Linked DNA regions of Homo sapiens: region 1 is linked to region 2. Evidence: chromatin loops called from intact Hi-C (ENCODE). Cell type or tissue: endothelial cell of umbilical vein. All regions are shown on one strand. Links, peaks and the distances in the headings refer to the core of each region. The heading gives the core; the rest is flanking DNA.

Region 1 (16,705 bases), core at 3,914-11,913, 64 kb before region 2:
TCTAGGGTTTCATCCCCACATCAAATAGTTCTATTGTCACCTCAAAACCTCCATTTCTTCACTCGTAATATAAATAACCATTTATATTTGAGGGAAGAAACAGAGACAACGATGTATAATTTTAAGAGTAACAGACACTAAAAATAAAAATAAACGTAAAAGGATGAAGAGTACTGATTGGTGGTTAGTTTCAGGTCTAAAGGTCAGGGAAGGACACTCTGAGGAGGTGACATTTGGCAAGACACCAAAGAGAGTGAGGGAGTCAGAAAGGAAAATATCTAGAGAAAGAGTGTTCCAGGCACAGAGGATAGCAAGCGTATGTGACTTGACTACGGGAAGCTTGCTTGGTGTGCTCAAGGGACAGCAAGCCAAGAAGTGTGGCTCAAAGGCAGGAGTGAAGGAGGGAAGTAACCAGATCATATGTCACAGCGGCGTACAGCCAAGGGGATGGTTTTGGATTTGGAGATTAAAAGCCATTAAAGTATTTTTAGCAGAAGTTGGGGGTAACATAATTATATTTTCATTTTATTATTGTTTTCTTTTTCTTTTTCTTTCTTTTTTTTTTTTTTTTTTTTTTTTGAGATAGGGTCTCGCTCTGTCACTCAGGATGAAGTGCAGTGGCATGGTCTGGGCTCACTGCAACCTCCCCCTCCCTGGGCTCAAGGAATCCTCCCACCTGAGCCCCCTGAGTAGCTGGGACTACAGGCGCGGCACCACCAAGCCCAGCTAATTTTTAGTGTTTTTTGGTAGAGACAGGGTTTCGCCATGTTGCTCAGGTTCATCTCAAACTAACTCGTGGGCTCAAGCGATCTGCCCACTTGGATTAACATGGACTTGGATGGGGTCCTTGTCGTGACAACCTGAAACAGTTTAATTCAGAACAGGGGTATAAGAGGAAGAAATAATAAAAAACTATGATGCTTTTGTCCTGAGCAATGGAGTGGATGGGGTTGCCATTTACTGAAATAGGTAAAACTAAAGGAAGGTTCATAGGGGAGTGCAAATCAAGAGGTTGGTTTCAGATACCTCATATGTGATAGGATTAACAGATGCCCGATTGGAGATTTTGAGAAGGGAAATATATATGCAAGTTCAGCTTAGGGGGTGATGGTGGAGATGGAAATTTGGATTTTAGTGTATATACCAAATGCTGTGAGGCCATCTGGTAAGACGGGCTCAGAACTTGAAACTTGCCATAGAGGGCTATTGATAACTGCGATAGGCATTTCAAATGAAGTGGTGGAAACAAGCCCAATGGGATTATGTTCTGCCCCAAAGGAAATCTGTGTAGAAACAGGAAGTATGGACAACTAAACTGAGAAATATTGAGATAAAAGAGGAGTCAGAAAATGATGCCCATTCACAAGGCAAAACTTTGCTATATTAAAAAATAGGTGATACAAAAATACAACGTAACATTGTAACAATAAGTAGAAATGTCTGATAGCATTTTTCAGACATTCTGATCACAGGTAGATAAAAATATGCAAAGAAAAGACTCCAGAAAAAAATACCTCCCAAGTATCAATGGTGGTTTTTAAAAATTTTATAGTAGCATTATAGATGTTTGAAAAAAATCTTTATTCTTTTTTGTATATATCTTATCACGCATATATACTACTTTCAATTTTTACTACTTTTTACTAAAATTCATGAATCCATCTCCCTTTTTATATTTAAATTATTGCAGTTCAATTTAATTTGGTCAATAGGTGTAGTCCTCCCTGAAAATATATTCCAGGATTCTCCCCAGATATTCTCATTATGATGGGTTCGGGAAGTATTCAGTTCAGAATTTACTCAATATTTATATCCTATATCTGAGCAAACTTTTCTTTTCTGTGCTCACCTCACTCCTTTCATAGGCATTTTACCCCTTAGTTTATTGTGGAATAAATTTTACAAGTGATAAAAACTTGATAGGGCTTTAGATATTTATTTGTTTAAACTAATTCTTGTATATTCCCTCTTCCATTTTTATTTTTGAGTACATTCTCTTATGGTTATTTCAGAGAAGTTCTATAAATTGTAAGGTTTCTATGTCGGAAAGAAACTTTATTATCCCCTTCAATCTCCAATGATAGTTTGGCTGGTTTGACTGAGTATAGCATGCTAGGTTTGAAATACTCTTTCTCAGAATTTTGATGTCACTTTGCTGGGTTTCTTTACTCCATACTGCTAAGGAGAAATCTGGTGTCAGTCTGACCTCCCTTTCCTTCTAGATAATCTTTCTTTTTCTTCTGGCATCTAAGATTACTTCTTTCAGTATTAGTTTTATAAAACTTGATTTTATTGTTGTCTCAATGTGAGTTTTTGGTTAGCTTGTGATTAAATTTTGTCCACTCAGTACCATGTACTCATTCAACTTGAGGACAGATGATATTTATTTGTTTATGAATATATTTATTATGCAACATTTCTGGGATATTTATTGCTACTGTTTTTTTCAATCTTTTCCTCTCTTCCACTCTCTTGTCACTCAATATACAAACGGTTTTACATAGACATTGAAAATTTGGATCTCTCTTTAAAATATTTAGACCTCATTTTACACATTTATTTCTCTTTAACTTTTTGTGCTGTGTTCTACAAATGTCTCCCAATTTGACCTTCTAGCTCTTCAATTTGCCCTTCATTTTATCTAATTTGCTATTCTGTACATGTAATGTGCTTATTTATACATGTACGACAATTATTACAGGACTAACTTTTCCTCCCCAAATCTCTATTTTGTTCTTTTCACTACTACTGGTACTTGTTTCCTCACATATATTCTTTTATTTTTTTAATGACAATCATAATACCCCCTGTAGCTCCTATTTTAAGATTTTTTTAATATATATTTGCTCTATTACCTTTATTATCCTGGGTATAAGTTATTCTTAATTTTGGATTTTCTATTTCTCTTTCATGCGCATCACCTCTCTCAAATATTTGGTAAATCTTGATTCTATACTCAACTTCTGTGATTGATTGACTTCTGCATATTTCCTGGTCTATGGCAAATACCCATTCTGGGGGAACCTTAGCTTATAGCTATGGCTGGTCAACTGTCTTCTCCAGGTGACGGCTCATGGCTTTATTTTCATTGTGACTGCCTTTTCTTTTTTCAAATTTGTGTATTATTGGCGTGTTTTCCTATCCAGTTTATTATTAGCAAATTTCATATATCTAGTTTATATCTTTTTTACTAATGTTATGAATCGACTCTTAGTATCTTAAAACCTTAAAGAGCTGGACATACCCTTGGCGGGAGGTGGTCTCATCATTGGTTGATTGCTTCCAGCATTTGTTTAGGTACTTCTGGAATTTTGATGGTCTTTATCTCATGATGTCAAGATGGATGCCTCAATCTAGTCTTCCCTTCTGCCCACCAGTATCCTTCACAGGAAACAACAGAGTGAGGACATAACAGGACTCTTCTTCCCAGAAACTTCTTCTCAGACTTCCACTCAGAGGTCACTGGCCAGAAATGATGACATATGGATTCCTTAATTTAAGAGAAACAGAAAAATAAGCATCATCTGCTAAAAGAGAATGGAGTTATACTGACTGGCTGAGGACAATCATGCCCGAGCCACTAGGTCTGGGCAAATTGGGCACTTCCAAAGTGCATCATGAAAGTGCTCTTAAGAAAAACGTGGGGTATGTGGATTCTGGATAAGCAAAGTATCTGCCACACTGAAATCCTTATCTAGTTTCCTAAAATCCTAGATTAGAAAATTCAAACGGCTTCACTTGTGTGATTATTATCTCTGCTATATGCTTCAGAAGAAAATAAAAGTATGTTCATAACGTTCATTTTAAATCTATCAGCATGACTATAAGTTTCTTAACTTCATATAATGTTCATTTTTATTTGGCAGAGGAAAAGGAAAAAAAAACTTTTGATTACGTGGAGAATGATTGTCATAATAAGGGTTCTATAAATGGAGAAATTCTACTCTACCCTTAAGCCTGCCTCCCTTTCCAAAAACAATGGAAAACAAAACAACAACATTTATTCCTAAACATTGGGATATACAATGTTGATAAGGGTGTGCTGAAACAGATACACTCACAAATTGATGGTGTTGGTACAATTATAAAAAGCTTTTAAGAAATCAGCTTGGAATTACAAATTAAAAGCTTTGATTGATGGTGTTTCTGTATTTTGATTCAATCATGTCCTTATTGGGAATTTATGATTAGAACATTTGAAATCCAGGCAAAGTTTTATGCATAAAAATAAAATTATAAAAATGAGGCATCTACAAACTTGAATAATACAAGGTTTTTAAATTATACATATAGAAAATTTTAAAGACATAGATTGTTTTCATAACTAGTAAGTGAAAAATCCAGATACAAAATTATTCATAAAGTATCACCTCATTATGTAAAAGATAATTTGGAGAGACTAAACCCACAATTCTAAATCATTTCTCTCTAGTAATTTCTGCTGGTTTACCTGTATTTTTCTGCTGGTTCTAACATTTCTACTTTAAAGAAAGATGGCTTTGACAAACTGTAAAAGCCAAATAATAATAGCAACCCCAATATCTGTGGCTCTCCCTTGTGAACCACATTACATACTGTAAAATCCTCCCACATTTATTTGGTTTTCCCAACACTGTGAGGATGAAAAGACAAGCATACTTTCTCCATATTCAGTTAAAGAATGTGAGGTTCTTGAGTTAATTTTTTTATACAGTGTAAGGAAGGAACCCAGTTTCAAATTTCTACATATGGCTAGTCAGTTTTCCCAGCACCATTTATTAAATAGCGAATACTTTCCCCATTGCTTGTTTTTGTCAGGTTTGTCAAAGATCAGATGGTTGTAGATGTGCGGTGTTATTTCTGAGGCCTCTGTTCTGTTCCATTGCTCTATACATCTGTTTTGGTAGCAGTACCATGCTGTTTTGGTTACCGTAGCCTTGTAGTATAGTTTGAAGTAAGGTAGTGTGATGCCTCTAGCTTTGTTCTTTTTGCTTAGGATTGTCTTGGCTATTTGGGCTTTTTTTTGATTCCTTATGAACTTAAAAGTAGTTTTTTCCAATTCTGTGAAGAAAGTCAGTGGTATGGGCAAATGGGCAGTGGATGGGCAAAGACTTCATGACTAAAACACCAAAAGCAATGGCAACAAAAGCCAAAATAGACAAATGGGATCTAATTAAACTAAAGAGCTTCTGCACAGCAAAAGAACTATCATCAGAGTGAACAACCTACAGAATGGGAGAAAATTTTTGCAATCTACCCATCTGACAAAGGGCTAATATCCAGAACTACAAAGAACTTAAAAAAATTTACAAGAAAAAAACAAACGACCCCATCAAAAAGCAGGCAAAGTATATGAACAGACACTTCTCAAAAGAAGACATTTATGCAGCCAACATATATATGAAAAAATGCTCATCATCACTGGTCATCAGAGAAATGCAAATCAAAACCACAATGAGATATCATCTCATGCCAGTTAGAATGGAAATCATTAAAAAGTCAGAAAACAACAGATGCTGGAGATGCTCTCTGTTTTTACACTGTTGGTGAGATTGTAAATTAGTTCAACCATTGTGGAAGACAGTGTGGCGATTACTCAAGGGTCTAGAACTAGAAATACCATTTGACTCAGTGATCCCATTACTGGGTATATACGCAAAGGATTATAAATCATGCTACTATAAAGACACATGCATGCGTATGTTTATTGTGGCACTATTCACAATAGCAGAGACTTGGAACCAACCCAAATGTCCATCAATGATAGACTGGATTAAGAAAATGTGGCACTTATACACCATGGAATACTATGCAGCCATAAAAAAGGATGAGTTAATGTCCTTTGTGGGGACATGGATGAAGCTCGAAACCATCATTCTAAGCAAACTATCACAAGGACAGAAAAACCAAACACTGCATGTTCTCACTCATAGGTGGGAGTTGAACAATGAGAACACATGGACACAGGGTGGGGAATATCACACACTGGGTCTTGTTCGGGGCTGGGGGCTGGGGGAGGGATAGCATTAGGAGAAATACCTAATGTAAATGATGGGTTGATGGGTGCAGCAAACCAACGTGGCACATGTATACCTGTTACAAACCTGCATGTTGTGCACATGTACCCTAGAACTTAAAGTATAAAACAAGAAAAAAAAAAAAAAAGAATGTGAGGTTCAGTTGTTCCAGTCATGGTGAGCGACTTCCCCAAGGTTATCTAGCTTGTAAGTAGTGGGACCTCAATTCCTGGTTTCTAGTTCAGTGTTTATTCCACTCATCAAGACGTTTCTTTCCTTTGTATGCAGTGCCTAATTTCTATCTTGAAGAACTCATTGTAGATTACTTGGATTTGGTAGATAATCTGAATTCCACTTCTGGGCTCCAAGTAAACACTCCTGAATAATTCCAGGAGTCCTTCCAGTAACAGCTGAGAAAGATAAGGTTTTCTGTGACAAAATAGCACAGATAATATGGAGTGGGTCCACAGTACCAGGTTTACAATAAATACAGAGGAACACTCCGGGTCGGTGGCCACCCTGAAACCCACTGTGAAGTCATTTGGCAATTTGGAGAAAAGTAAACTGTTGCAGGTCAGAAACACTTTCTTTCTGTCACCGTGACCTTAACAACTGTGTGCTCTATTCTCTCTAAATTGGGCAAAAATTCTCTTCATCTGGCATTCTGGGATGGCATGAGAATTAATCATACTTTTTACTTAAAATTTCTTCTACAAAACAAAAACACCTGTGCATGCAATTAAATATAAGGTTATGAAAGCAATTGTTTTCACTTAGTCTTTGTGATTTAATGACTACCTTATTAGCACATGCCATGTGGGACTACTAGCCCTGTGTAATACATTAATTCAAGAAAATATAACTATAATAACTATATCATGAGTAGAAAAAAGCTCTTGCTGTATTTCATAAAATGAGGAAAAGATAGAAATACAAATAACCAGCAATCATTCTGAATTTTGTTAATTTTCACTATTTTAACTTGAAAATATTTTTAAAAAATAAGTGTCTCATCCCCACTTTTTTTTTATTTTTTATTTTAATTTAATTTAATTTTATTTTATTATTATTATACTTTAAGTTTTAGGGTACATGTGCACAAGAAATGCAAATCAAAACCACAATGAGATACCATCTCACACCACTTAGAATGGCGATCATCCCCACTTCTTTTGAGTCACTGAGAAGGTTAGTTTGTCTTTCACAGCAGGGCTATTAGTAAAAATTCTCAGTGATCTGGCACTTTCAGCATATTTTTCAATCCCAAAACTAATGTAAATTTCATCTATCTAGCAACTTTCTCGTGTCCTTGCCCAGGTGCCCACCTGGGATCCCTCTAAGCACCCTTCATGCACTAGCATAAACGTTGATTTCTCCCTGGAAATTTCCCTGATCTTCCCTTGCTCATACGACCTAGTACTTAATAAACAGTTCATTTAGTGCAATTATCTCATAGTATTATAGTTAATTGCACACACAACTGGTTTTCCTACTGATCGTGAATTCTTTAGTAGCATGGACACTATTTGGGAGCTCTTATTGCTAGGAAAGTTAAAAGAACTTAAAAATTATTATTGAATAAAAATGAATTCAAAGACCCAGTATCTCATACTCTGGTGGGCTCTTCAAAGGGTTTTCTCTCATGAAACATGAGAATATATTAAATAAAAATATTTCAAAATATAGACATGAATATGATCAGAGTTTTTTCTATATTCCAAGGACACGAAATGGAAATTGATTCAGGTTGTTCGTTCCAAGTTAAAATGAACCTCTTTATATTTTAAGAGCAAGCAATGTAATTTTTGTTCCTCAAAAAGTCTAAAGACAACTTAGTCTTTATGAGCTAGTGACTGCTTTAGAAAACCTCAATAATGCATAATGTACATATAGTTTCATCTGCCTATGGAGAGGATTATGACCTAATAGTGGTTCTTAGTGTTGATCGCAGATTGGAATCACCTGGGAGCTATATAAATCACTGATGTCGGGGTCCCACCCAAGTGCTCAGAGGTGTAATAGGTGTGGATGGTTGTGGCTAATAGCTCCCCAGGTGAGACTAATGTGCAGTGGAGGTTGAAAACTCTTGCCTTATAATAAAATAGCATCCAAATGTCATACGAGCCACACCTGGACCCAAAATGGACCCTGCTGATAAATTAGCTTATAGAATCTTGTGAATACCTACGTCTTCTCAAACATTATGGAACTGAAGCTGAGAAGTATACCATCTGCCTCCAAATAAAAATCCCCAACATAAGATAAAACCTTCTCTTACTCCAAGTGTTGAATCATTGGAATACCAACAGATCCAGAGCACAGAGCTAGAGCTGCAGCATGGGAATACCCATGCACATATTATAGACTTAGGACAGGCTGTGATTGACTACCCTGTTACGTCAGTCCTGGGGGTAGTACTTTCTGTATTCATGTGGGTGGATTGTAGACAATTGTCTGGAAACTCCAAAATTCATAATTTCCCATCTAGGAGTTGAAAAAGAAATTCATGTGAGAAATAGGTTCCTTTCTGGCTAGGGCCAAAATATCCAATAGATACTGCAATGAGGAGAAAACAGGGATATATCCAATGACAATTTTAAGTAGCAGCGCATGATTTCTATTTTGCTGTGGTATGCATTTGTTTCATTTCACATCCCCACATCCACACCCACACACATATACCAATAAATCACAATTAAGCAAGTTTGGGAACAAAGAATTAGAATCAGAACACAATGAACTTTTCCCACAAAATCCAGATATGTGTTTTGCTTCTATTTGCAACAAGCTGTGATTCCCATGTGAAAGGTATCAGTGTATTTCCTCTTCCTGTCAATCATGCCAGGAAAACTTCTGGTATGTTGGGTTATGACCTTTCATCCTGGACATGAGCCAAAAGCCACCAGTAATTTGACTGCTGTAATTATTTAGGCTGTTTCTAATAAGCCTAAAAATGTGATGTTAACATTTTTCACATGTTTGTAGGCTTCTGGCTTTCATGCTATACTCAGCATGCCATTATAAGCTTTTGTTTCATTATATTGGAAGAAAATATAATTTTTCAATAGCTGAATTCTGATCATTGTTTACTGCTAGAAAATATCTTGCCTACAGGGCCATAAGATATTATTTCTTTAAAATTTTGGCAATTTTCTCATGTTAGGCCAAACTTTTAACAATAATAAAAATCCATGCAACATAAATTTACTGAGCAGGTACTATGTGCTAGACATTGTACTAGGTTCTGTGAATGAAAAGATAAATAAGACCAAGTTCAGATCCTTAAGTAGATGAACTGGTAAAAATTAAATTAACATTTAATGCAACTAGCAGAGGCACAGAGTTTAAGTTCCAGCTCTATGGATTGTGAGTATGTCACTTTTAAATATGTTATTATTGTATAGACTGGGAAACTGAGGCACAAGTTCACACAGATGCTATGCAGCAGAACTGAGAGCTAGACCTAGGGATTTTGGCTACACACACTGTATGGAACCCATTATGTCATCATGGTTCTGGAGTCTAAGTTGATTCGTTGTTCGGTTTAAACAGAGAAGAATGTTAAATACCATCGTGAGGAAGGGGAAATACATATATTATATATAATATATATAATATAAATATTTAGACACTTTACAAATTTACTTATTTTTTTATTTATTAATTCATATTTTATAATATATATTTTTGTATATATATATATAAATATTTATAATTTTTAAAATATAATTCAGTAGCATGGAAAGAATCACATGACCTTAATCTGAGCCAATGAGTCCCTCTTGTCTCTTTAGAGAAGCTTATCTTCAGGGTCAAATTTCAAATACTAAACATCCTGGAAGACTTCATGCTTCTGAATGCATTTCGTAGAGCCAGGTCTCCATCATAAACATACTCTAGAATGGGTCATCCTGCCTGACTTGGAGACATGGGTAGTCTGGTAGTCATACAGGTAAATATCCTTAGCCTGTCATAAGCAGCACAAAACAAAGTCAATCATTAGGAGTTGGACTCTGCAGTTGAAGGAGTTGGACTCCATTAGTTTGAAAAATATTTATTGAGTGGAAACTGAAAAAAGATGCCAACTGGGTTGTACAAATAAGCAAGGATTCCTGTTTTATTTTTTATTTTTTTTTATCTGCCGCCTTAGTAGAGGTACAAATGGAGAAAAGGTAATGCAGGCAAAGTTGGATGTGCTGTGCAAAGGGAGGCTCAGGGGCCAAGTAAAGACTGGCAAGGAAATTATGCTAAAAGTTGATGTTCTCCTTCAGTTAAGAAAATATAGACATCCAATTGCAACACGAAGTTGAAAAAGGCTGCCACAATTACCATTCTCTTTACATCTTTTTATAAAATCCTTTAAAAGAAAAGAAATAACTAATTAAGACACGTAGATAGTTTAAACACTAGTGCTATTCTCTGGCTCATCCACTTTCTAGCCATGTTATTTTGAGCATGCAAGTTACTTACCTGTGACTCATTTTTCCCTTCTCTGAAATGGAATGAATGATTGTTGTCTAACTTGTAGAGATACTATGCGATAAAACAGAAAAAAAATAAGCTTTTACATATAGAGACTAGCAAACATTGAAAGCTCAATAATTTAGATTTCTTACTGTATTCTTAATATGATCACAAAGAAATGTGGTTTTTTGAGGACACAAATACAAAAACAGAACAAATGCAAGCTATTGACTTTCTCTATGGACAGGCCAAGAGAAGCTAGCGGATTTCTGTGAGATGATTTCAAAGCTACACGCAAAAAAAGGGGGCTTATGAACAAAATGGCCTGTCTTATACGGTGGCCCTTCTAATCATCCTTGGCCCCTACCCTGTGCCCCACGACCCCTACTTATTTCCTCTATTGAAATCTCATAGGTACAATTTTTGTGAGAATGGGTCACTAAAAAAAATGAGTCTAAGTTCAAAGAGACACTTTGGGCCTGAAACAAAAATATAAATTAGCAGAAGGCTCAGACTGTTGCTCCCAGCAACTAATGCAAGGACTGAAAATGCACTTGCCTTAATATTTCAAGTTACTCTTAAAGAGGGTACCAGACGCAATTAAGTTTCCTTGCCTCTTGAGTTTGAATATTTCAAATTTATCTGCAAAAGTGAGTGAGATGACCTAATTGTACCTCTGCTTTTCACTTGAATTTATCTTTTTGAGTGACAGGAGGTTGCTTCTTAGGCAGATGCCTTCCTTTTAATAATTCAGTAATTAGATGCAACGCTGTCAGCTGTGAAATTTCCGACAGCTTTTCAGTGACAACATATTGGAGGATTTTGTCGTCCTCCAAGGTCTTTCTCAGTTGTCTTTAACAGGAAGGACAGAGATACAAGACAGCATCCTCACTCAGGTGTGTGCAAACCCAGGTGTGGAGGTGGCTGAGCATTTACATCCAAATACCTTCATTTCCTCACTTTCAGATCACATTAGCTGTAAAGGGTCAGGTATGGCCTGAGGAAGTGCAAAAGAGTAAAAATAAAATGTCTCATCATCTGTGCACTCTGATTTTGCAGAGAAGTTAACCTATGGTTCATTCAGTGAGCATCACCTTGCTGAAGAAAAGGGAAAGATATTTTAGAACGCCATTGTGTAAATTCTGCCTACACAAAGTTATGGCTTTGGTTTGAATCTCAAAAATTATTTTTGCAAGTAATCTAATTTTTTTCAAGAAGAAACCTACCAAAGAAACAAAAAAAGGTGAAAGGTGCTAACAGCAGCAAACTAATTAGCAAATACAACCCAGCCATTTTGCATTAGCAGACTTAGTCACATTATGTTTTATGTCTTTGTTCATTGGCAAGGACTTCCAGTAGCTTAATACTTCACTCTCAGACCTGCTTTATCAAGAAGACACTGTGTTTTAGAAACTATAAAAGATCATTTAGAGCAGTAACAAATTACTGCTTTTAATAAAATGCTTTTTTCACTCAATAGGATACCGTAAAAAAATAGTCTACAGAGAAGTAGTCTATAGAAAAGGAACATTTTTAGCTTTGAGAAAATAATACTGGGAAAATGATAATGTAGTCATGAATCATGGTACAAAAGAGGATAAAGAGGCTCATTCTCTGACATCTCTCTCTGTGGCTGCCCCATCAACCTGTCGGATCATTCCTTTAGAGTCTCTTTTTACAAGCTCCTCTTTCTCCAAGCTCGATCCTTAAAGCTGGGTTCTACAAAGACCAGTATCTTTGCCATTTGCTCTTTACACAGCATTCCCCAGTGTGGCCCAATCCATTGGTTTCCAAAACTGGACACACGTCAGATTTCCTCAGGGGGCTTTCTAACCATGCAGGTCTTGGCCACCTTACCTGACATGCTGAATATAAACCATGATGGAGTGGGCCAAGGAATCTGTGCTTTTACAAGTTTTTCCAGGTGATGAAAGATCTGAGAATCTAGGTTGAAATTCACTTGCATCACTGAAGCAGCTAGTAGCTATAAAGATCTGTGTTTTTAGCTCTCATTTCCCTTTTAGTAGCAGGCATGGCTGTATAACTGCCTGATAAATGCCTGTGTCTGTAGGTCACTCATATTCTTCACATGCAATGTGCCCGAATCGGCTTCTCCCATAGTATTCATTTGGGCGACCCTTGTATCCGCCCATGCAACTAATACCTTCAACTCTTGTCTCTCCCTCGTCCTCTCTGTACAGTTATCAAGCCGTAAGACATGCCCTCGTTACTCCATTTTACTCTCTCTGTCGTAGTTTAGGATTTCCTTACTTAAATTTTTCCTGTACTAGAGTGGCAATGACCAAGTCAAGAACTGCTGATGGGTGGGATGTGAGGAGACAGTGAAGGCAGGGAGCCAAGAAAGGCGCTAAGAATTTTGCCTTAAGCAGCTGGGGATACTGGCACCCTTTATGGATATGACTAAGCCTGGGACGGAAAAGTGTCCTACAGAAGAATAAAAATTCAAATATTGGACATATTAACTTTGAGATGCCTATGACATGTCCCAGTTGAGATGCCTATGACATATCCCAGTTGAGATGTCAAGTAGGCAATTTTATATATACATATACATATACGTATACACATACATATACATATACATATATGACTTCAGATCTCTTGGGAGGTGCTTAGGAGATATAAACTTGGGTGTCCCCTGCAAACAGATGACATTTAAAGCAGTGAGAAGGGAAGAGACTATCAGAAGAAGAGAAGAGGGGGGTGGCCAAATTTTTGAGAATGGCAAGCAATTTTCCAGGCTTTTACTGCTCACCCTAATCCATCACCTATGTTCCAGCCACATCAAATCATTCTCTATGCCCCAGATAAATACAGGCAGTGGGGAGCCAGATGTACTATCCCAGACTGATTCTTCCTGTATCTGCCCATTGCAACTTCTACTCTATTGCAAAGAGCCCTAAGCCCCAAATAGGAGGTGAATTACCTCGTCACCATATCTGAACATGGGATTGCTCTTCTTTGAAAGGACTCAGAAAAACATCTTAGCCTTAGACTTGTGCCTCTAAATTACTCCAAGTTCCTCCCAGCCCCAGCAAGCTTTCTCATTCTGTTTGTTGCAACGTTCTTTAGGTTTCAATGGCTTACAGTAAACCTCTGTAGTCAGTCCCCAGAGCTTCTCTAGGGATATGCTGAAAGATGTTCCTTGGGATTTAGAAATCGTTTATTAATTCAACAAAGCTAGGCTTTTAATATCATGAACTTAAAAACAAAGTTAGTTTGAAATTCTAGCTGAGCAATGACTTCTTTGTCCTAGATGGCATCTGAAATCCTCCTGAAACAATTAATGCCATTGATCCAGTGAGTGAGAAACATCAGTGCAAAATGATTGGCAATGAAGGAAAAATACATTGTTTTCAATTTCACCCCCCTCCCCATCTACTTTCTCTCTCTTCCAGACCTTTGCACCTTTGAAGAGCACATTTGTTTTCATGAAACTGCTCTCCACTCCTCTTCCCAGGAAGTGGGTTGTCGGTTTTCTGTGTGGAGCTGCCCCCGGGAAGAAAGCCTTGCTCACCCTCTGAGATATTGTTGAGCCTCATCTAGGTTGAGCAGACACCCATCTTCTAATGCAGGGCAGAAATAAATTATCTGAAATGAACAACGAGTGTTTGTCAAGCAGAGACAGCAAAAGTAGCATGGCCATAGAAATCCTTCCCACCTGGATTGCAGGCGTACTTACTTTGGAACCCATTGTGTGTGAGTTTGTATTTGTCCACAATGCCTTTACCCATAAGAATTTCAGTTGTCAGATCTATTCCTGTTGGCTATAACCTGAAAAGGGAAGTGAGAATTGAGAATAAAAAGGCTGGGGTTGGGGGTGGGCAGAGGCAGAGAAGATGGCTGAGGTGAAGCCAGATATTTTTGCTTTTATTTTTTTCAAAGAAGCCTTAGGCAAAATGATACTGAGGGGGTGAAATTTAAATTTTAACACCATTGTCTCTTAAGAAGGGAGCTGAAACACACATATTTATTATGAGCCAAAACAAAGTACTTTGTCATAAGTTTATCATGAGTAAAATTGAGACCATATAACCTTGCATGTTGAGTTGGTTAAATACTCAAGCTAGTTCTTGATTCTGAGACCACAGTCACACACACACACACACACACACACACACACATACACACCCCCACATGCAACAGGCCCAAAGTGGAGAGAATGAAACTCAGAAAACTTGTTGTACATACTTACATACTATGGGACAAACAAAATTTATAAGTATTAAAAATGCTAAAAGTTTAGGTCCTCAAACTATTTCAAGAAATTAATGAAGATAAGTCATATTATTTGTTCTAAATATATTTATTCAGACAGAATTATAAAATATAACAGGCATTATGTCGTAGACTGGCCAGATGTTTTGTTTTAGTTATATTTTCTCTGCATTCATAAATCTATATAGTCAGTCTCAGAGCTACGGCATGTGCAAAAGACAAAGTTTAACGGAACAGCCTAATTAAAAAGAAACTCCTTATTTTACTCACAGGGCATCAGAATATGAAGTACTTAGAAACATTAAAAAAAAATCTCCTTTTTCTGGCTGTTCATCTTTCTTTGATCCCAGAGTTACTCTAGCACGTCTTTTCTCAGGTCATTACTTACCAAATTCTCTCCTTAACTCCCCACCTTCTTCCTCTCCACATGATTCCTCTTTCTCTCTATTCTTCCCCTTGAAACTGTCATTACTTTATGGCTTGTAGTGCTAGGTCATTTCCTTGACATTCTTCAGTCCCTTTCTTCTTTGACTTTCTTGGTCTCTAAGTTCTGCGTCATAAAAATTCAAAGAACAGAACCTTGACAATAACGTTCTGTACTTATCAAGCTGAACATATCCTTAATCAGACCACAGTGCTTGGAGCACAATGGGCCCTTAAAAATGGGGACAAGAGGGAAGAAGAAAGGAAGGCTGGGGCAAGCAAAAAGGAGAGCCAGATTTCTTTGTCAAGTTTTAAAAGTATCGCTGTACGGAAATTTTACAGAAGAAATTTTGAACACCACAGATTTTTGCCTTTTGAGTTATTATTTGCATTAACGTAATATTAACAGGGCAACAATGTTTTTCGATTTATCATGTGGTTAAGCAAATTGTTAAACACATTTGATTACCGAAAACAGGGAATATGGTAGAAGATCAAAGACATGCCAGAAATTTTTATTTTATGTGGGACACTCGGAATTTAGTTGAGCCTGACAGAGTCCTGCTGGCTAACACCAAGGAGAGACTATTGCTGGCCCCATGCAAGTGGCTGGAATAATGGAAGTCAAGAAGGAAATCTCCACATGGTCGACACTTTGAAGTTGGTCATAGATAGGAAGTTAGAACAAACTCCAGTGGGTGAGGGGTCATGAGTTTACCAGGAGAAGGTAACTTAAGACTGAATGAACAAAAAGAATTTGTGGTCACACGAAAATAAGGAGCAAAACTTCAGGAACAGTCTGAGATAACAAGAAGGTTGGTCCCCCAGGGCTCAGTCTTATGTCCCCAGTGCCATTTGACTTTTTGAAACCAAGTCTCGCTCCATCGCCCAGGCTGAAGTGCAGTGGCATGATCTCGGCTCACTGCAACCTCCAACCCCCAGGTTCAAGCGATTCTTCTGACTCAGCCTCCCAAGTAGCTGGGACTACAGGAGTGTGTCACCATGTCCAGCTAATTTTTATATTTTTAGCAGAGATGGGGTTTCACCATATTGGCCAGGATTGTCTCAAACTCCTGACCTCATGATCTGCCCACCTCGGCCTCCCAAAGCCATTTGACTTTTATTTCAGGTATAAACATATGTTTATACATCATAATAAATAAATAATATAAGTTATTTATTTCACATATGTTTATACCGAAGTAAAAGTCAAATACATTTCCTGAAAAGAATAGTGGGTCCTTGTCACCCAGAAGATGTAGAAGTGGTATGGCAGGAGAAATTCCTATTGCCTGTGTTAATTAATTGTTGCTTTACTTCTAGTGCAACAAGTGAAGTACTTCTTCTTTGTCTAAATATTCAGATAGACTTTATATTGCCTATTTGCTCTTCATTCCCAGAATTTCTTAGATTAGAGTAAGGGTGCTGATGGGTATTACAATCTTACAAATCAAGTTTAAGATTATGGGCACTGTGGAGTTCACATGTAAATGAGAGTTGCTTAACATGCCTCAGTGACAGTGAAACATAGAGGTGTTGCCTAGATTTGAAAATATTTCCGCAAATTATATACTGTTTTGTCA
Region 2 (16,705 bases), core at 5,666-13,665:
CTTTTCTTTCTTTATTGTACTTTAAGTTCTGGGATACATGTGCAGAATGTGCAGGTTTGTTACATAGGTATACACATGCCATGGTGGTTTGCTGCACCCATCAACCCGTCATCTAGGTTTTAAGACCGCATACATTAGATATTTGTCCTAATGTTCTCCCTCCCCTGGCCCCCCACCCCTGGACAGGTCCCAGTATATTTTGTTCCCCTTGCTGTGTCCATGTGTTCTCATTGTTCAACTCCCACTTATGAGTAAGAACATGTGGTGTTTGGTTTTCTGTTCTTGTGTTAGTTTGCTGAGAATGATGGCTTCCAGCTTCATCCATGTCCCTGCAAAGGATATGAACTTATTTTTTATGGCTGCATAATATTCCATAGTATTTATATGCCACATTTTCTTTAGCCATTCTATTATTGATGGGTATTTGGGTTGGTTCCATCTCTTTGCTATTGTAAATAGTGCTGCGATAAACTTACGTATGCATGTGTCTTTATAGTGGAATGATTTATAATCCTTTGGGCATATAACAGTAATGAGATTGCTGGGTGAAATGGTATTTCTGGTTCTAGATCCTTGAGGAATTGCCTCACTGTCTTCCACAATGGCCAAACTAATTTACACCTCCACCAACCATGTAAAAGTGTTCCTATTTCTCTACAGCCTTGCCAGCAGCTGTTGTTTTCTGACTTTTTAATAATTGCCATTCTGACTGGTGTGAGATGGTATCTCATTGCGGTTTTGATTTACATTTCTTTAATGACCAGTGATGATGAGTTTCTTTTCATATGTTTGTTGTCTGCGTAGGTGTCTTCTTTTGAGAAGTGCCTGTTCTTCTTCACTCACTTTTTGATTTTTTTTTCTTGTAAATTTGTTTAACTTCCTTGTATATTCTGGATATTAGCCCTTTGTCAGATGGGTAGATTACAAAAAATTTCTCCCATTCTGTAGGTGGCCTGTTCACTCTGATGCTAGTTTCTTTTACTTTGAAGAAGCTCTTTAGTTTAATTAGATCCCATTGGTCAATTTTGGCTTTTGTTGCAATTTCCTTTGGTGTTTTAGTCATGAAGTCTTTGCCCATGCCTGTGTCCTGAATGGTATTGCCTAGGTTTTCTTCCAGGGTTTTTATGGTTTTGGGTTTTACGTTTAAGTCTTTAATTCATCTTGAGTTAATTTTTGTATAAGGTGTAAGGAAGGGGTCCAGTTCCAGTTTTCTGCATATGGCTAGCCAGTTTTCCCAGCACCATTTATTAAATAGGGAATCCTTTCCCCATTGCTTGTTTTTGTCAGTTTTGTCAAAGATCAGTGTTGGAAATGTATTGGCAATGTCTAAGCTCTGACTAGTGATTGAGGAGATTCATAAGAAAATGGAAGAAGGAAAAAGAAAAGAAAAAAGATACAATTAAAATAAAAATATTTCTAACATTTGAATGTCATGATTTTACCTGGATATGTTCATGGGTCTCTTACTCTGTCAACTGATTTTTCTTCTCACTGAATTGACTGGATTCTGATTGTGTTTGAATCCTTCAGCATATGTTTTATTGTACAGGATATGTAGAAACATTTTTTGAACCATCAGTTATTTGAGTTTATTATTTATCCCAATAGGGTTTATTTCTTTGTTTACCATTAATATTTTTTGCAAGATATTTCTGAATTTTGAGGCACTGACTAGTAATTTGGGTAGATTTTTAGATGATAATCTTAATAGAAAAATCATAGATAGATGTATATAATAGGTATTTCAATATTCTATTAATGGGGATTGTGGTGTTGCGAAAAATATGTTAGCAGACTCTTCAAAATCACATTTTGCAGGGAGTGTAGAAGATGATGTTGATTCCCCTGACACTAAGGGCTGGTAGTTTTCTCAGTAGGGCTTAACATCATGCTTTTGAGTGGGGCTCTCTGTTTTCTGGAGTTCCACAGACCCACACTTCCATTCGTCACAGTAGAGCGAAAGGACCTTTTCAATTAGAGGTTCCTATTAAAGAGTAGCTTAATTAGATATATTAATTTGGAAGTTCCTAGCATGCACATGTCCAAAATAAAGGATTAATCTGCTAAGAAAAGGACAAGTTTCCCAGGATTATTTTATGTAAAGCCTGATATTTCACTCAGTGTGGTCAGATTGCCTGGAGTCAATGTGTAGCTCTGCCATATCAGAGCTAGGGGACTTTGGTCAAGCTTCTTAACATCTTCCCCCTTTGTAATGTGAGGAAGACCATTCAGTAATATTCACTGCCTCATAAGATGATGGTGAGAGTTGAATGGATTAGTTAGATTTGAATGACAGAGCTCAGAACCATGCCTAACACAGAGTATATGCTTGCTTGCTAATGGGGAGCTATTGTTGTCATTACCATTATCATTGTTATTATCATTATGGCAAAATTATTCTGAAGTCTGTCCTGGTTATTTCATTTTTTCAAATTTATGAACATGGACTTTCTAAATCAAAATGGAATTGTCCTTTGTCACTTGCAGTCTCCATTAGGCAAATAAACATTTCTATCAACAGAAACCATAGAAAATGGTCCACTGTCAGGTACTGACACAACCGATTTATTTATCATCCGTTCACTTAACAGATATTTATCAACTTCACGTAACGCCTTTGGTAATCAGATATTTACCAACTTGCATTATATGCAAGACAGCTTATAAAAATGAAGGTGTCCCAGGTATGGGGTTGATAGTGTAGCTGGAGAGAAGATAAGAGACATGATTGCACACATGCATGCATATTCATGTGTGTATTTTTTTATAGAGGAATTAGAGAAAATTTTTGAGAATTTTGAAAAAAAAAAACATGGAACATTAAAAAAATTAATTTGTGGAACACATTTATCAAGCACCTAGGTGATTCCAGTAATGGAGCCTAGTCCTGTGAGGTAAAATATATGTCTTGGATGATAGTTAACACCCCATAATTCTAGAGGGGCTAAAGAAGAGGCTAATGACTGATGTATGTACTCAAGAGGGAATAATGCCTGTAATTCAAAGAATTATTATATAGTGTTAAACCTAATTTACAAAATGTATGTTAAGGTATGTGATTAAATTATATTGTAGAGAAAGTCTTGCAAGTCAAGGAGTTTCACATTTCTTTTGGTTCTAGCAGTGCCAAAGGCCCCTTTCATATAACGGCTGCTATTAAAGGGGTAGTTCAAATGCACAACAGCTCTTAAAAGCTCCTATCAGTCCCTATGTCTAAAATGAGGCAGCGCTGGTTCATCCCTGATGCTGTCCCCAAAAGGCAGCCCTTTTTCTTGTCATTTACCATGTTAGTTCTTTCAGAGGTCATGGCTATATATTTAAATTATATTTTTAGTGACTATTTATTGATAGGCTGTATTTGGGCCTTATTTATTTATTCATTACCTGTTATATTTTCCCTATTTACTATCTTCTTGACTCCCTAATTTGTAACTCATACCTTTCCCTTGCCATGCCCCTTCACCTCTGAGAATCTATGCTCTTATTTTTACTTTAACATTGCCAAGGTTGATAAGCTTTCCATTCTCCATGGCATCCAATTAACCATAGGTAAATTATGTTTTTCTCATTATCCCTTGTGTTCTTAAATCTCACAATTAATATCTTAGGTGTGGTCTTGTCCTATTTATTTTTCTAAGAATTTGTTGGTCCTTTCAATTATTTTTCTGAGAATTCGTGGACCCTTTCAAGTATAAGTTTCATGTAAGGAAATAACTTCTCCATCATTAGTTCCTTTATTAATCCGACTGATATTCATGGAGTTCTACTATGTAACAGACCCTATTTTAGGCACTTGAAATTTGTCACAGAATGAAAAGAGAAAGAATCCTTGCCCTGGGGGAGTTTACATTCTATTTGGGTGAAGACAAACAATAAATAATAAATATAATAAATATACACATTTATATAGTAACTGTGAGTAGGATGCCTGGGAAGGAAGGAGAAGTTGCAATATTTAATCAGTTGGTCGAAATAGCTTTGTTAAGAAGATAATATTTGAGGTAAGACTTGAAGAAAGCAAAAGAATTAACACAACAACAACAATTTGAAGGAGAAGCATTTCAGGAGGAGGAAACAGAAAATTATCCAAAGAGAGGACATGGCTGGTATGTGGTTGGTGAGGCTGCAAGGGCTTGAGACCTGAGGGGAGGAGAAGGAAAATACATGGTCAGGGAGGTAAGAGACAGTGCAGAGATCTATTTTAAGGTCCAAGAATTTTACTCTGAGTGAAATAAGGGGATATTTGAGGGTTTTGGAAAGAGGAGTAATATGAACTGGTTTGTATTTTTAAAGAATCATTTTGAATGTATATTGATAATGGGCTGCAGAGGAGAGCAAAGGTACAAACATGGAGGTTGTACCTTAGGATGTTGTTGTGGTAACCCAAGTGAGCAGTCATCATGGTTGAGGTCGATGAATGTGGTGAGAATGTGGTGAGAGGTCGATGTGGTGAGAATCATCATGGTTGAGGCAGAAGTGGTGAGAATGTACATCCACATATACTTTCTGGATATCTTTATACACAAAACACCCAGAACTTGCTGAGGAATTGGATGTGGAATATGAGAAAAAAGATCTAAAGGAAACTTTTGACCTGAGCAATAGGATGAATGGTGTTGCAATACTCTGATACCAGGTCTGGGTGTTAGACATTATAGTTAGACATTATAGTGGGGCGGCAAGTAGGGTAGGGATAACAACACAAGGTGTAACAACACAAGTCATCGACATACAAGGGAGTATTAAAACATTGAACCAGAACGAGACAACCAAGGGAGTGAGAATGAACAGAAAAGCATATCAAAAAAATAATAATGCAAATTGGGCCTCCAAGTAGATGAAGTCTGAGAAATGTCTACTGAATCTAGCAGTATGACGGTCATTGGTGAACTTGGTGAGAGCAGTTCTTCTGGAGATGTGCAGTGAAAAGCCTGGTTGGAGAGTCTTCAAAGAGAGTAGCAAGAGATTGATGGAAGGCGATGCATATAGACAACTCTTCTAAGCACTTTTACTGTGAAGAGAAGCAAATAAATGAAGCCAATATTGGAGGAAGAAGTGAAGACAAGGACATAAGCGTATGTTTGTGTGTGTGTGATCTTTCAAATGAGAGAAATAACAGATTCTATATGATGTGAAAAAATCCAATAGAGAGCAAAAATTTGGAGTAGGACAGAGGGGAGAATTGCTGGGGGGACGTTCTTGAGTAGGCAAGAGGGGATGGTATCTAGAGTGCTAGTGCAGGGATTGTCTTGGGTGAGAGTAACAAGCCAAGTGTGAGAGCACGGAGGCTGACACTGATAAATGGTGCATGTCATAGTGGAAGACGGAAATTATCTTCTGTCGTTTCAGTTTTCCTGGTGAAACACGAAGCAAGGTACTAAAGAGTGAATAGGGAGGGAGAAAAGGTATTTGGGTGAGAAAAAAGAGAAGGTCCAAAATTGGCCTTTTTTAAATTTTTTATTATTATACTTTAAGTTTTAGGGTACATGTGCACAACGTGCAGGTTAGTTATGTATGTATACATGTGCCATGTTGGTGTGCTGCACCCATTAACTCGTCATTTAGCATTAGGTATATCTCCTGATGCTATCCCTCCCCCATCCCCCTACCCCACAACAGGCCCCAGTTTGTGATGTTCCCCTTCCTGTGTCCATGTGTTCTCATTGTTCAATTCCCACCTATAAGTGAGAACATGAGGTGTTTGGTTTTTTGTCCTTGCCATAGTTTGCTGAGAATGATGGTTTCCAGCTTCATCCATGTCCCTACAAAGGACATGAACTCATCGTTTTTTATGGCCTCATAGTATTCCATGGTGTATATGTGCCACATTATCTTAATCCGGTCTATCATTGTTGGACATTTGGGTTTGTTCCAAGTCTTTGCTATTGTGAATAGTGCCGAGAACAGTGCTGCTCCAAGTGTGTGCAAACTGGACTCCAGGTCAACAGTCTCTGATTAAATAAGTAGTAGCCAATGAAAATAATTATTCATAAAGTTTTACAGTAAGTTCATATTGCCTCAATGTCCAAGCTCATGATTCATATCAGTAAATGTGGTTACATGCCTATTTTGTATATGAGTATATTCATTTGATGGCACAGCTGCAATGCAAGGTAAATATTATTTTTTATTTTTTGAGGCAGGGTCTCGCTCTGTTGCCCAGGCTGAAGTGCAATGGCACCATCTCGGCTCACTCCAGCCTCCACCCACTGGGTTCAAACGATTCTCGTGCCTCAGCCTCTCTAGTAGCTGGCACTATAGGCATGCGCCACCACGCACAGCTAAGTTTTATATTTTTAGTAGAAATGTGGTTTCATCATGTTGGCCAGGCTCGTCTCGAACTCTGACCTCAAGTGATCCACCCTCCTTGGCCTCCCAAAGTGCTGGGATTACAGGCATGAGCCACCACGCCCAGGTGGAAAACATTATTAAGGTGTTACCTAGATTAAGGTACTTGAACCAGAAAATAAATCAATAAACTGCTTCCTTCACTGAGAATGTTTTGATATGAAAAACGATGTCAGCTGAACTAAACAGTGACTTAGTAACTTGGTAAAAATTGTGAATTACACAAAGCCTAGTGTATTGCATTTCAAAGTGTTTTCATTTTATGGGATAATATGGAAACTGATCATGAACAATGATTTTTTTGCTGAGGTACAGATTTTGAAGAGAAAAATCTTTGTTTCAAAAGTCTAAACTGGAAGATTAATTATTAGTGTTTCTGTAAGAGAAGTCACCAGTTTGGACCCAACTTTTTAAAAGATGCTAATTGGACAACCAGACCTGCTTGTTTCTGTCATATCTTTGGTATTTTAAATTAATAGTAATGTTCCCACGCAAATAGAAGGTAAAATTGAAGGGCAAAAGCAAATATTAGAACCTTGTAAGAACAGAGTTTCTACAGATTGTTTTAACATATTTCATAATTTAACAATGATTTTTAATAAAAAGTTGATGGTCTTGATCTTGCACATTTATAAAAGGTCATAATAGTACAAACTACAAGTTGGTGGACAGTTTAAAATTTTTACTTTCTATCAAAAGTTGAATGACACATAGGAAATTTAGGGATACAAGCTTCATCTTTTCAATCAAAACTCAGATTTATGTAGGACATTAGAAGATTGGAACTTGCTACCAATGAAGAATTAAAAATAAAATTTTATAATATACCATTATTTGCTTCAGTATGAATAAAAGAAAATAAAAGAATTTTCTGAGCTTGCTTTAAAATCTCCTCTTCTAGTCTCATAACATACTGTAAGATTGCTTTCTCTCCTTTGAGTATTGTTAGAAAAAAAACTTGGAAACAATTCAGGTATACATTATCAACCACAGGTAGGGCTGCCACAATTCAATATAGATTACATGAGTTAACAAGCAAAAGCAAGCAAATTTTTCACAATTATGATTTACACATGGACATATATGAGTATTGGTTCAAAATATACTTATAAGCATTCAATATGGGGATTAGCTATTTTCTTTAGTTTTTTTTTAATTTTTGATTACAGAACAACAGAAAATTATGAGTACAATAAAGATTTTCTCTGTATATTGTCTGTACTTATATTTTCAGTGACTAAAGCCATTCAAATTCTTTTGTTTTCCATTATTTTATCCTGAGTATAGTAATTAAAGTATAATTTTATATCTGCCAAATCTAACAATAAACTTGAACTCCATTTGTAGCTCCCATTTTTCATTTATTTTTAATTATGTTTTACACAAATATCAATCTGAGGTAAATTGGGGGAGAAGCTACTACTTTACTATAAAATATTTAAGAAGCAGTGCCTTCAGTAGTGAGTAATTTAAGGTTCTCAAGCCAAGGAGTCACATGGTTAGAAATATACTCGAACAGTACACAAGAAGATGGATTGATGGGTGTCCATAAAATCATGTAATAGCAACAGAATGAGTTAGTAGTAAAGGCCAGCTGGCCTAGAATTATAAGTCAGAAATAATACTAAGGAAATGTTTGCAATGACGTTGTGGTAAAGGGAAGGGAATCTAAGGTCTTGGGTGCTAAGAAGACTTCAAGGCAATTACAGGAGGAGAGACTATCACGAGATTTTGAATATTTTCAGCTGGAAGTTTTGTTGTTGCAATGAATGACTAGAGGAGGATTAGATTAGTAAAGAGAAAAAGACTCCATCATACAATATTCACTCAACAAATATTTGAGTGCCTATGGAGTACTAGACACAGTTCTAGAAACCAGGGGGAGAACAGTGCACCAAAAACTTCAAAGTCCTTGCCCTCATAGAGCTTATATTCTAGCTGCAGAAAGATAGACAATAAATAGTAATTAAATAAGTTGCTAAATGTAGAATACGGCAGATAGTGATCAGTGCAAAGTTAAAAAGCCAAGCATAGTAAGAGAGATTCGCAGTGTTGACATAGGGACTGGAGTGATTATTAGTGTTTTAGAGGGTGATCAAGGAAGCCCTCACTAAGCTTTTTCTTGGGCAGAGACTGGGGGAAAGTGAGAGAATGGGTAGTGAAGCTATTCGAGGGAAGAATGCAAAATACCTGAGGCAGAAGTTAGTTGGGAGGGAGGAGGGATAGCATTAGGAGATATACCTAATGTAAATGGCGAGTTAATGGGTGCAGCACACCAACATGGCACATGTATACATATGTAACAAACCTGCACGTTGTGCACATGTACCCTAGAACTTAAAGTATAATTTAAAAAATGTAAAAAAAAAAAAAGAGAAAAATAGCCAGGAATCTAGTTTCAGGGTATTGAGCAGAGGCAAGAGATGTAGGTAGGAGATGATGTCAGAGTCATGGGTCAGGCCACCCGGGCCCCTGGAGAATAATATAAGAATTTTGATGTTTGTTCTATGTGACAGGGGGTACACTTGGAATATATCAAGAGGAAAAATGACATGAATTAGACGGTGATGTTTTAAAAGGATCACAGTGACGTTATACTTATAAACTGTGGAAGCAGGGCAAGACTGAAAGAAGGCAATCCAGTTTTGAAATTATTGCAATAATCCAAGCAAGAAATGATAAGAAGTTTGTTGCTAAATGACAGTAGAGAGAAGAAGAAGTATTTGAATTCAGTATATATTCTGAAAATGGAGACATTGGATAGAGTGATGAGAGAAGTTTTCCCTGGCAAGGTGACATTAACCTGAGAATGAAATACAAGAAGAAAAAAAAAGGGGGTGGAAGAAGGCGGGAGAGCATTCCTGTCAGAGGAAGGATTCAGCACACAGTCCATGGGATAGAAACAAGCTTGGTTTATTTCCGACCAGAGAGAAGGCCATGAGCTAGAATGCAGTGTGCTGTAGGGAGAATAATATGTGAAGTCAGAGAAGGCAGGACCCCATAGGGTAGAGTATGTTTGGATGTGGAAGACTTTGGGATGTGTTCCTAGATTGTAAGCAGATGAATGACCTAAATTTAGCTTTATTTTTAAATGAACTTTCTGAACACTATGAAGAACTAACCATAGAGGTGGAAGACAAAGTAGAGGTGGATTTAGTTTTCTGACGTATTGAAATTTAAGCAGATTGAGACTTCTAGTCATGTGCAGATGTTTCAAATGTGGGGGCCAGTCAAGCTAAAACCAGTTTGAAGCACGGGATACCAACAGCTATGAGTCACTGTCATTTCCCATCTATATCATGAGGCTATGACTCACCAGTGTCACAATTTCTTTTCTCTAGAATATATTTCTTCCGTAATTAGATTTTATATATGTCTGGCCTGTTTCTGATAAGAACGCCTTTCAATGATGCTTTAGGGATAGTGTTTGCTTTGGCAGGAAACAGAGTCTTTGCTAGTTAAGGACTTTTTTTGTTTTTTGTTGACTTTTACATCCATTACATGGAATTTCAGCAGCTCATAATATTCCTAATAGAAAGAAAAATCATGGCCAATTTTGAAAGCCAAAAACTTAACCTGTTTGTTGCCTCTAGGTCAAATCATTTAATTGAACAAGTAAAAGAGAATGCACTTCTGCCTGTTGGAGACACAAACTTTTATATTATTTTCCAGCACCCTACTCAGAGCAATGGAGGCTAACAGCACCGGGAGAACGATAACAGAATGAACAAGGGCCAACTTCCAACTCACATCTACATTTTTCATGTTTCAGTTTGGTTTCTGACTTAAATGTTAAGGAAGACAAAGATTTTGTTTTGAGCGATGACTACACTGGTTTTAAAAGTGGAACACTAGGATGGCCCATAAATATCCTTGAGATCAGACCATGTGGATGGTCATTTGCCTCTTCTACTTACTAATTGGAATTTTAGTAAATTAAATTTTCTTCGGAAATTTATTCTTTCTGGTCATAGTGTTAGCTAAAATACAGATAATACAACTGTTGTTAAAATGTTACTGAAAAATTAAATGTACTGATGTAGGTAAATTGGAAAGTGCTTCATTAACAGAACACTCTATAGGAAGAAAATATAATTGCTATTCATGTCAGTATTTATATCCAGATATAAGAATTTCAAAATTCATATTTTGGATTTTGTCTCTAAGTAAATAGAAATATAATATAATCAATAGTATCTTTAACAATACCATCACAGAAAATATACAGCAACATTTACAAGGCTAATCTTTATAAAAGTCTTCAACTTTAGATAGAATCTTAAAAAGAAAAACTTTAAGTAGAAATCCAATCAATGGCCTGCCATAGCCTATAAGCACAACCTTATCACAACCCTTTGTACTCTCAGAGGTATATTGGGTAAAATGCATTACTAGACTGAATGATACTTAGGAGGGAATATACTATGCTTTTGAAAAACATTTCTTGTAAACTTTACAAGAACAAGTAAAGAATAATAATTTCTATGCCTTTCAATATTTGTGATATGTTTCCCAGGAACTCATTGTGATTAAAAGGAGAATCAATTTCATAGCCTTGATCCCAAAGATCTCTTTTTTACTCTCATTCCATAATCCAGGTGATCCACGGACATGCTCAATCATATGTTCATGAATTAACAGCTAATTGACTTGATACTGGTTAGTTAAAGGAATGGTCTTCTTTTTTTTAATTTTATTATTATTATACTTTAAGTTTTAGGGTACATGTGCACAATGTGCAGGTTTGTTACATATGTATACATGTGCCATGTTGGTGTGCTGCACCCATTAACTCGTCATTTAGCAATGCTATCCCTCCCCGCTCCCTCCACCCCACAACGGTCCCCAAAGTGTGATGTTCCCCTTCCTGTGTCCATGTGTTCTCATTGTTCAATTCCCATCTCTATGAGTGAGAACATGCGGTGTTTGGTTTTTTGTAAAGGAATGGTCTTCTAACCTGTGCATACTTTCAGGGGGATAGTGCCCTTTCCAGAATTAAGGTATGTAAAACAATGATTACTGACAAGTGAGCACTCTTCTTTGCCATTTGCAGAGCCAGGCTACCCAGCACTGATTTTTGTGTGTGCATGTGTGCAATTCTTTGTCCATTTCTAAGTCTTGTAGATCAGATCTTTCACATCTTACATGAGAATTCTAAAGAGAAAAATGCAGATTTTTCAAGATCTCTGATGGGTTTACTTTAGAGCGGGGAAAATGGCAGCTTATGTGTACATGCCAAAGTTCCCAGAGTCCTGATTGTTACTGAGGGCCTAGTATGAGTCACGTCCTGTACCAGGCCCTGGAAATTAAAACAAAACAAAGCTAGGTGAATAAGCCATAAATCCTCTGAGGACAGTGCCTGTCTATGGACACACATGGACAACTTTAATTTATTTTCTAAGTGCTCAGGTAACTGTTGTAGGAGTGAGTTTAATTCTTGCACTGGGTATTTTGCAGTCTGAATGATAATAATGGAAATAATGACAAACATTTATTAAGTGGTAACTATGGGTAAATGGCCAGTATATTATTTCTAATCCCTAGAATAGTTCTAAAGAGCAGGTGTTGTTATCCAATTTCCATTATCCTCCCTTTAAAAAGCAGAGGATCAGAGAGGTGTAGCAACTTGCTCAAGGATATATGACTAGTAAGTTTCTGAGTCAACATTCATACCCAGATCTAGCTTCAAAGGCTATCTATCTATTTTCTTTGCTGGTTCTCTAAATACCATACAATCTATTATTATAAAATATCGTCTAGGAATTAGGTAGTCTGGGTGGGTCTTGCATGGTATAGTAGTTAATACAAGGCAATTAATGTAGAAGAAAAATATTTTCCTTTATATGCTTAAATAAGTTTGCATTAAAACATCATCTTATTTTTTACACATCATGGAACAGAACCATCATACTGTTCCTATTGTACAGAAGCAGAAAGGGCTAAAAAGATGAAATGCCCTGCGTAAGGACATACAACTAGAAATTTGCAGACCTGTGGCTGAGATCTGCTCTGCACATCCCAGTGTCACTTCCCCTGTGTGGTTCTGAGCTAGCACAATAGGGATCAAAGAGGAACTTGCTGAGCTGCAGAAGCAGAAGTCAAGTGGTGGCTGTTGTTCTCAGATGGTTGTCTCAATCAACCTGGAGATGAAGAGAGAAAAGTCACCCACTGGGTATGAATCCAGCTTTCCTCTCTCTCCTCCACTTCATATCCAACTCATCTTCTTGACTACTGGCTTTGTGGCCCAACTGCAACCATAGGCCCACCAGTAGATGTTTTACCATAAGCCTGCAGAGGCAGTAGCTACACAGAGACCACAACTTCTATGTAACCCTTTTGTGAACTCCCTCTTCATGGTTCCAGTTGGATACTAGACATGCTTGAAGTCTCATATTTCTCTTTAAGCTTTAATCTTTCATTCATGCCAGCAATTCAGGAAAATTTGTTAGTGACTCTCTGGTCTTTGACTATCCCTTCTAGAGCTTCATTTTTCTATGTCTGCATTTGTGTAAGGTCTAGTTTCTATAACACATCTCTTATTCTCCTAAAACTCATAGTGGCTCTACTATCTTGAGGGGACCATGACTAATGCAGTAATTGTTCCAAGAAGAACCTTAAAGTTGGAGTTGGTTCTCTGATCTGACTAGACGTAGGAGCATTGAAGACCTGATGTCACTGATAAACAGGACACTGGTAGTCCCTGGCATGCATTGGCAAAACATTCTTTAGATTATCATCTATAGTCAGCTGGAGGCAAGTGTTCTTTGAAGGCAAAGCTTTGGGCAAGTAACTAATAACAAATAATGTTTTAATGATGATAGAGAATATAATGTCTCTTGGTCTTGGTTGCACAGGATAACTTGAATAAAGAAAATGAAAAGTTCAGGCTTTAATTCTCAGCTTCTTTTCTAGATCAAGGGCTAAGAAGCTTTTCTGGCTGCCCTAACATAAACTCTTATCCCCGTAGCCACAATGGTAAGATTTCTGAAAAACAAACCTCAAAGCTAATCCTGATGGTGGCTAAATAACAATGCAAATTAAATTCACAACTTTTAAGAATCTCAACTTAAAGCTGGGGCATTCATTGGGAAGAGGGAGAACCTATAAATTTAGGATGGAAACATGTGGGGAAATTCCAGTGAAGCTGAAGACATTACACTTTAAATTCTGGCAAGCCTCCTTTGCCAGTAGAAGCAGCCATATTGTCTCCATCCAAGGAGGTGACGATTTTTCCTGAATAACCTGTAATAACCTTTACTTAGGTCACCGTCTTCAGGGTACTGATGATCTTCAGGATTTACCCACTGTCTCTCATTGCTTTTGGACCTGAAACCATAATCCAGTCCCTGAGGACCTAGAGGTATAAGTACATGCACCAACAGACTTGTAAGTTGTTGCCAATTTAGATTAACAGAAACCTGTAGACAAGTTATGATATTGGCCCATAAAAGTGTTGGATCAAGTTAGAAGGGATATAATATTGAATCAGAAAAAAATTGTATTTTATTTTATTTTAATTTGAGACAGGGTCTCACTCTGTTGTCCAGTCTGGAGTGCAGTGGTGCTATCATAGCTCACTGCAGCCTTGAATTCCTGGGCTTATGAGATCCTCCTCCCTCAGCACCCTGAGTAGTTGAGGACCACCATGTCCAGCTAAATTTTCTTTAATTTTTTTTTTTTTTTTTTTTTTTTTTTTTTAGAGACAGGGTCTTACCGTGTTGCCCAGACTGGTCTCAAGCTCCTAGGCTCAAGTGATCCTCCTTCCTCAGCCTCTCGAAGTGTTGGGATTACAGATATGAGCCATCTCACTTGGCCAGGAGAATATTTACTAACAGAGATGTAATAAGTAGAGAGTTTGGATTCAATGCAGTAGAGCAAGAGGTGGGACCGACTCTATTCAATTGTGCAATTGCTTGACTAGAGGCTGAACTAAATAGTAGCCAACACTATTAGGCTACTAGTAGGTAGGTAAGAATCCTGAGCCTCCTTTACATACTGAAGAGAAGGCTCCTCAAGGCTTAGGATGATAGGGGTGTCTTTGTGTACTCTATGTAATCGTTCCTCGCTTAACTCTAGCTAGATTGCTATGCTACCCTGGAAAGTTCAGAGAACACTGCCTCTACAAATTTCTCAGTGCGTTGAGAGAGACACTGCTAAGAGAAGCATTGTCTTCAAGAGTTCTGTGGTGGCTGTTCTGTTTAGGTCAAGATTATGAGCGGGAAATGCTGCTATAGAACTGGACCCTTGAAGATGGGTTGCTCGGGAGACAGGGGCCAAGGGAAGACAACTACCAGAGACAGTTCAAGTGGTGATTCTAAATAGGCAACAGAGCAAGAGTAGTAATCAGAATGGTTTGACCTTCAGAGATCTTTCTGTTAGGCCAATTGACTGCAGTGTCTTTAAAACTGAAATAAATGAGGAGTCTTCAAAAACCTTCCATATTTGTGTAATCAGCAAAGTTTTAGGTTTGTTAACAGAAGTTTCACTCAAATCACCACATTTTGAAAGTCTTGGTTCCTCAGCTAGCATCCTTTAAGTGGATACAAAGTCCAATCCTCATGAGAGATAAACCTGCAAGTCTGCCAGCAATTTATATAATATTCTTCCTTGTATTCCCATAAGGGACGTCTAGCCCTTAAATAGGGTAACTATGCTTTGGGAAAGGGGACTTATTCAGACTTTTCATGGATTACTGGGTACTGGCTCTGTCATAAATTCTTTCTGGAGTTCTCAGATATTGCTGTTGTCCACCCATCATATTAGGGATTTATAGAGACCAGGCAATTAATTAACAGAATTTTGATTCAGGCCAAGTGGGTCCTTCAACTTGGCCTTTTGTTATTTGCTCAGTTCCAAAATGAATAACATAAACAGGCATATTTAATAACTCACCAAATCTTTATATTATTTCAGTGAGCTTTCTAGTAAGGACTATTACGGAAGCCCATAGTACAGCTTCTACCTACCAAAACAGTAATCCAAGAGCAATATTGCTTTTATTTTATTATTTTATTTATAGAGGAATTCCAGAGATTCAGTACTGCTATGAAGCACTTGAAGAATGTAGAGGTGAATTGCTATTGTATTCCCTTTCGATTTGCCTATTTGACCATGCATACAAAATATGGATTTTAGAGAAGCTAGGAAATTATCATAGACTTAATCTAATGATAATTTAAATTGCAGTTATTCTTGATTTACTGGAGCAAATCAATGTATCTTCTTGTACCTAGTATGTGGTTACTGATTTGTAAAATGTGTTTTTTCCCTCTGTATCTGTTAATGAAGACTACTAGAAGCAGTTTGCTTCCATCTGGAAGGAACAACAATGCACTTATACACCGTCTTATTTTAATTACCTAGCCCTCTGTAATATTATCCAGCAACTAGAGAACTAGCTAGTAAATATTTTACACTTGCAGTCCCCATATAGTCTCTGTTCCATATTATTATTTGTGTTTTAAAAAACCCTTCAAAATGTAAAAACCATTTTTAACTCATAAGCCTTATAAAAACAAGTCACAGGCCAGGTTTGGTTTATGGTTTATAGTTTTCTAACCCCTGATCCAATCCACAGGACCTCAATCATATCTGTATTACATAAGACCCCATATTAGCCCACTACATTGATAACATTATGTTGACTGGACCTTGTAAGCAGAAAGTTGTAATTATACTGGAAATCTTAGGAAGGCACAAGTGTGCTAGAGCATGGAAAATACATCCCACAAAAATTTAGTCCTAATTCCTTGGTGAAATTTCTAGGAATCTAATGGTCTCAGCATATAAACATATATCTTCCAAGGTAAGGGAAAATTGCTGCATTTGGGTCCTCTTAGCACAATGGAAAAAAAAATGAGTTTCTTTGGATTTTGGAGGCAACATATACCAAATTTGGGCATGTTAATCCAACCCATTTACCAAGTAATCCATAAGACTACCAGTTTGAGTGGGGCCCAGGGTAACAGATAATCCTCTAACAAGTTCAGGTTGCCAGGTGAAATGTTCTGGGATTTTGGCCCATATGACAAAGCAGTTCTATTGGTGCTTTGAAGGGTCACTGGCAGAAGGGATGTCGTACAGAGCCATTGACAGCTTTTGTAGGTGAACGCCCTCAATTCACTATGCAACATAAATCATCAGAATTTTGAAACAAAACTTTGCCATCTTCTGTGTGTATTTACTCTTCTTTTGAGGAACAGCTCCTGTTTATTACTAGGTCCTAGCAGAGATAAAACACTTGACTATGAATGACAGTATTACCAAGCCAGGTGACCTAGGCTACTGATTTAAAACTGCATATTTTCTGATCCACACAGTCATAAAATTGGCCATGCACAGCAGTACTCCATCATTA

The links. Hi-C counts contacts between places; a loop is a spot of excess contacts. Peaks named below come from ENCODE experiments on the same cell type or tissue, not always from the same donor. Only the 100,000 strongest peaks of a DNase experiment are listed, where the experiment ranks them.
Region 1: a loop joins it to region 2, with 6 times the contacts of the local background. A loop is called at or near these places in 3 of 110 quality-filtered maps.

What each region holds. Positions count from the first base shown.
Region 1 is chr15:97,559,291-97,575,995 of GRCh38, reverse strand. LOC105371007 (a long non-coding RNA gene) reads right to left here. Exons shown (of 7, transcript XR_001751696.2): 4 at 15,088-15,249; 5 at 14,164-14,255; 6 at 13,999-14,072; 7 at 10,373-10,529. LOC101927310 (a long non-coding RNA gene) reads left to right here and starts at 15,298. Exons shown (of 4, transcript NR_110756.1): 1 at 15,298-15,937. In endothelial cell of umbilical vein, for the core only: no CTCF peak of the experiment used is centred there; a DNase peak (open chromatin) is centred at 8,835; H3K27ac peaks cover 1,425 bases.
Region 2 is chr15:97,497,201-97,513,905 of GRCh38, reverse strand. The region is part of intron 2 of LINC02254 (long intergenic non-protein coding RNA 2254); the gene reads left to right. Among named protein-coding and RNA genes, the nearest start is that of LINC02254, 16 kb to the left of the region's middle. In endothelial cell of umbilical vein, for the core only: no CTCF peak of the experiment used is centred there; DNase peaks (open chromatin) are centred at 9,745 and 11,625; H3K27ac peaks cover 3,359 bases.